Linked DNA regions of Homo sapiens: region 1 is linked to region 2. Evidence: chromatin loops called from intact Hi-C (ENCODE). Cell type or tissue: thyroid gland. All regions are shown on one strand. Links, peaks and the distances in the headings refer to the core of each region. The heading gives the core; the rest is flanking DNA.

What was found. A loop is a pair of places that touch in the nucleus more often than their neighbours do. Peaks named below come from ENCODE experiments on the same cell type or tissue, not always from the same donor. Only the 100,000 strongest peaks of a DNase experiment are listed, where the experiment ranks them.
Region 1: a loop joins it to region 2, with 2.0 times the contacts of the local background. A loop is called at or near these places in 16 of 110 quality-filtered maps.

Annotation. Positions count from the first base shown.
Region 1 is chr4:155,743,432-155,746,357 of GRCh38, forward strand. LOC105377506 (a long non-coding RNA gene) reads right to left here. Exons shown (of 8, transcript XR_007058484.1): 4 at 2,172-2,301. Among named protein-coding and RNA genes, the nearest start is that of GUCY1B1, 14 kb to the right of the region's middle. In thyroid gland, for the core only: no CTCF peak of the experiment used is centred there; no DNase peak of the experiment used is centred there.
Region 2 is chr4:155,677,843-155,680,768 of GRCh38, forward strand. The region is part of intron 2 of GUCY1A1 (guanylate cyclase 1 soluble subunit alpha 1); the gene reads left to right. Among named protein-coding and RNA genes, the nearest start is that of GUCY1A1, 12 kb to the left of the region's middle. In thyroid gland, for the core only: no CTCF peak of the experiment used is centred there; a DNase peak (open chromatin) is centred at 1,689.

The DNA.
Region 1 (2,926 bases), core at 120-2,619, 66 kb after region 2:
AAAACTAGAGTCTAGTTATAGGTCTAAAAGGAAAGAGGGATGGTTCGGATGGGCCCTGAGAAGAAACAGCATTGTCTTGCATAGCAATGCTTCAGAGAGACTATTACCATTTTGTCAGGTAATGCAGGGTTAACCCCTCAGATAAGGATGGAAAGCCCAATACAACTGGGGGTGAGGATGCCACTGTCATGGAGGGCTGGGAGGCCACTTTGCCAGGGGTTAGGGAATTAGTTCCACTGGGGCTGGGGAGGCCGCTTTCAGTGGGGGTTGGAAGACTTCTTCCACTGGCAAAGAAGACTCATCAGAATTTAGGGACTCAATGTCTCCAGCTTCATCAGGATCTTTGCTCATGTCTTTATCTTTAATTTACAGAATCCCATTCTTTCCAATTGATGCCCTCACTTTAGTGTAGAAATCCTGCAAAGCTGGAAAGTCAACTTCATTGTAATTTAGCCAGTTGCAGAATGAGGTTTTGTGTTTAATTTTTAGCAGTTTCAGTCCTGTGGCTACAGGAGATAAGCGTCTTTTTCAGGGTACCCATAGAAGCTATTTGATTATTTATACGGCTGAGAATTTGAATCCCTGAGCTCATTCTTTTTTGGTGCAACTTTTCCAATGACATTAGGACAAACCAGTCTATGTCGTTATATGCATTAGTTTTCCAGAAACTTTCAAAAATACCGTATACAAAGTCTCCCACCTCCTTACTTCTTATTAGTGGCTCACTGGAAGCATATAGTGCAGGTATTTTGCATATCTCTATTGCCAGATCATGCCACTGACTATCCCTGCACTCTTTACTACTGGAAATAGAGTCCAGTATCTTTAAATCTAATCAGATTAGAGAGCCAGTTCCATAAACCTTGGAATGAATTCAGAAAACTCATCCTTAATATGTTCCTTTAGAGGCAGTCTCAGTACCAAAATCTATATTAGAGTTTTCCAAAAATATGTATTATTATGAGAAACTGGCTCAGGTAATTATGGAAGCTGAAAAGTCCCACAATCTGCTGTCTGCCGGCAAGCCAGAGTCCCAAGAAAGCTGGTGGTATAATTCAATCCAAATCTGAAGAACTGAGACTGAGGGGAGTTTATCTAAATCCCAGTCCAAGGGCAGGAAACAATGAGATGAGATGGTGATATAGTTTGGCTCTGTGTCACTACCAAAATCTCACCTTGAATTGTAATAATCCCCGCATGTCAAGGGTAGGATCAGGTGAAGATAATTAAATCATGGGGACAGATTACCTCACACTGTTCTCATGATAGTAAGTGAGTTCTCATGAGACCTAAGGGTTTTATATGGGGCTCTTCCCCCTTTGCTGAGCACTCATTCTCTCTCCTGCTGCCCTGTGAAGAGGTGCCTTCCGCCACAGCTGTAAGTTTCCCAAGGCCTCCCTAGTCCTGTGGAACTGTGAGTCAATTAAATCTCTTTTCTTTATAAATTACCCAGTCTCAGGTATTTCTTCATAGCAACGTGAGAATGGACTAATACAGAGGGTCTAGCTCAGGCAACGAGGGAGAAAAAAAGACTGAATTCTTCTTTCCTCTGCCTTTTGTTCTATTCAGGCTTTCAAATGGATCAGGTGATCCCTACCAAGGCAGGGGAGGGCAATCACTCCACTGAGTCCATCAGTTTGATGCTAATCTCATTCAGAAACACCCTCACAAACACACCCAGAAATAATATTTAATCTGGGCACCCTGATGCCAAGTCAAGTTGACACATAAAAGTAACCATCATATGAAGGATAAGAGATCTTCAAGTGTCTTCAAGGAAATCCCAGCAGTAGATCATGATACCTGCATGAGACTATGAGATGTTTTCAAAGGGAAGCCATCCTTGAACTCTAGAGAAGCTTCCTTGAGGAATAACTAATTAATCATTTATGCACAAAATGCAAGCTGTTATCCCTGTGATGGGAATCACACAGTTAAAAATTTTCCCTTTTAGCTGAAGGGATTAAATATACCACCTTGTCTGCCAAAGGCATTCAGCTAATACACAACTTGCTGGCCAGGGTCCTTATGAATGATAATAAAATCACCCTAGACTTTCCCCTTGCAGGCCAAGGTGGAGTCTGTGTAATTGCAAATACACCCTGCTGTATCTGCAATAATGCCTTTGGCTAAGTGGAAAGATCGCTAGAGAAACTTGAGGAAAAACATACCTGTTTTTCTAAGGTAGACTTGGTGGTTTAGGGATTAGTTCAGCTGGTTGAGTCCAGGACTGGATAAGATGGTGAGGCAGGGCATGACAGGTCAGTTTTGCAGGTTGGCCTCATTCTACTGCTTGAAGTCCTGTTGATAGTAACTGCAGTTAAATGCTATATAAGCCAAATTGAACAGATTTAGGCCCAGCTCTCCTGATCAGATTAATCAGAGTGCTGATGGACTGATGTATCCAAGGGAAAATTCTCCAGAAGACAAGATGGTGTAGAAACTAGGGGAGAATACTGTTGGGAGGTGGTCTCTCATATTTATGCATGTCTTATGAGCAGAGGTTCTGAGTGTCTTTGTTCTGCACTAGCTTTCCTGGGGTGTTTGTACAGCAAATCGTCTTGGAAGATAGAGATAGTATTTCTTTCTGGAGCAAGGGGCAGGCACGCTTACTGTTCAGTATAAAAGATTCATGTTCCCTAAGTTCAGGGTTCCTCTCTTGTGATGTAGCCTACTGCATGGACAGGCGTTACTTGGACCTCTTTTCATCACCCTGTGGACTTGGGACTCAAGAAACTGGCTACTCTGGCTATTGCTGTTGCTGTGAGTAATACATTCTTTACTCACTGACCCAGAAATCTTACGGTTTTTGCCAGCATTACAAAATGCAGCAGGCTAACTTATTAACTTCCAAGTAGGATCAGGTTATCATGCTAACATTTTTAAATCATATGATTTCACAAAGAAATCGAGATCACTCATTGTA
Region 2 (2,926 bases), core at 131-2,630:
TTCCATTTCAAAAATATATATATATGTATATATATGAAAAAATCAATAGACTTGGTCTTAGAATAAATATTAAAATCTAAAATAATAAGTTTATATAAAAAATTAGCAAAGTGGAATTACTTCTTATGTTTACATTTAAGACCAAGAAAAACTTCAAGATTTCAAAATAATAAATTATTAGACAATAATGAAATTACAAACATTATAACAAGTATACTGATAGTTAGGAAAAATAATAGAGTTCTGAGAACAAACTGCGTTAATCTCCAAAAATGTACACTTATACTTTAAACCTACTAATTTAGAAAATTCTACACAAATATAAATTCCATTAGAATGATTACATCATCACATGTCATGTAGTCTCTGGAGAACTCTGCTGCAATCTGTGAGAGAATGAGAATGAAAAAGGTGCATAATATTAGAATATTGTTATGAAAATAGTTCTGACCATGCATATCCTCTGAAAAGGTCTCAGGACATCCCCAAGAGTTTGCAAACCACATTTCGAGAAATGCTGCTTTAACTCAAATGTGTCTTGAACAAGGTAAACATAAAGGTTTTTACAATAATTTTATATCAAGTCCAGTTTATAATAGTGAACATTTCTTAGGTACATTTTACATTCCAAGCATTAATACAACTGCATTACTTTAATCAAATCCCTTGAGGAATGTTCTATTCTCATCACTGTTCTACAGATGAAAAAATGGATGATGCACAGAGTAGATAAGTCACTTGCCTAATGTCATACATTTAATTAATAATGGAACCGGTATTTGTAGCCAGGGAGGGTTCACACTTTTACTTACTATGGTAATTACTATGGTAACCTTTCTGCCCACATTGCAAGTTTTCCTGATGATTTGTGAATTACCCAAGTTTTGCTTATAAACAATAGCATTTGTTGAATGTCTAGCATTTTAAGAAACTGCCAAACTGTTTTCCATTCCCACCAGTAATCTGTGAGATTTCCAGTTATTCCACATTGCCAATAACTCTTGACATTGCTGAACTCTAGAATTTTAGCCATTCTAATGGGTTTTTGTTTAATAACTAATAATATTGAGCATATGAAGAAATGTTTATGACTGTTTATATACCTTCTTTAATGATTGTCTATTCAGATGTTTTGCCCATTTTAAAATGGAATTGTTTATTTTCTTACTGAGTTGGAAAACTGTATATTCTGAATTAAACTCCCTTGCTGTTGTGTGTTACATATATTTTCTTCTAGTATATGACTTGTGTTTTTGTTTATGTAATAATGTCTTTTGAAGAGCCAAAGTATTTTTTTTATTTTGATGAAGTCCACTTTATCATGCTCTTTTTAAATATTTCATGTTTTTTTTTTCAAATTTAAGCATCTTTGCTTCAAACCTGGTCACAAAGAATTTCTTTTATGTTTTCTTCTGTAAGTTTTATAGTTGTAACTTTCGTACTTAGGTTTACGATTTGTCGTAGTCTGTTTATTTTGCTATAAAAGAATACCCGAAGTTGGATAATTTATTTACAAAAGAGGTTTATTTGGCTCAATGTTCTGCAGGCTGTGCAGGAAGCATGGCACCAGCATTTGCTTCTAGTGAGAGCATGAGGCTGCTTCCACTCATGGCAGAAGGTGAAGGGGAGCCAGCGTGTGCAGAGATTACTGAGAGAGAGAGGAAGCGAGGGAGAGAGAGAGGAGACACCAGGCTTTTGTGTAACAGCCAGCTCTTGAAGGAACTAGTAGAGCAAGAACTCACTGGCTATCGTGAGAACGGTGCCAAGTCATTCATGAGGGATCTGCCCAATGACTCAAACATCTCCCATTTCACTCCACATTCAACACTGAAGATTAGATTTCAACATAAAGTTTGGAAGGTTCGAATATCCAAACCATGGCATGGTCCATTAAGATTTAATTTTTGTATATGGTATGATGTGTGGATAAAAGTTTATTTCTATTTCTATATGGATTTCCAGTTGTTCCAATGGCATTTTTATTAAAAAACAAACAAACATATTTTCTTTCCTGATTTTATTGCCTTGACACCTTTGTTGTAAACACAATTGTGGATCTCTATCTCATTGATCTCTTTGTCACCCCTTTCAAACTGATACCTCACTTTCTTGATTACTTTAACTTTTTAAGTTTTGAAGCAGGTATATAAGTCCTTCAGTGCTATTTTTTCTTCTTTAATATTAATTTGGCTATCCTATGTCATCAATGAAATCTTAGCCTCATTTTGTCAATTTTTACTAAAATGATGGCTGAGATGTTGATTGGAATTGCATTGAATCTATAAACCAGTTTAGAGAAAATTTGTACCTTAACAATATTATACATGGTATATATCTCTCCATATATTTAGACCTTCCTTAATTTATCTCGTGAATGTTCGTAGTTTTCAGTGTAAAAGTCTTGTAAGCCTTTGGTTAGATTTATTGCTAAGTATTTATTAACAGTATCATAAATGAGTTTTTAAAATAATTATTTTCCAGTATTTGTGGCTAGTACAGAAGTTATAATGGAATTTTGTATATCAGTCTTGTATCCTGAAACATTGCTTAATTTACTTCTTAGTTCTAGTTATTTTGTATATCCACTGGGAATTCCTACATGAACAATTTTAAGTATATGTGTGTGTGTGTGTGTGTGTGTGCACATGCATGTGTATGATCCTTGAACAACACAGGGGTTGGGGCACTGACACTCCTGCACAGTCAACAATCCACATAAAAGTTTTGACTCCTCAAAAACTTAACTACTAATAGCTTACTGGTGACTGGAAGCTTTACCGATAACATAAACAGTTGATTGACATGTATTATATACTGTATTCTTAAAATAAAGTAAGCTAGAGAAAAGAAAATGTTACAAAGAAAATCATAAAGGAAGAGAAAATATATTTACCATTTATTAAGTGCAAGTGGGTCATTATAAAAA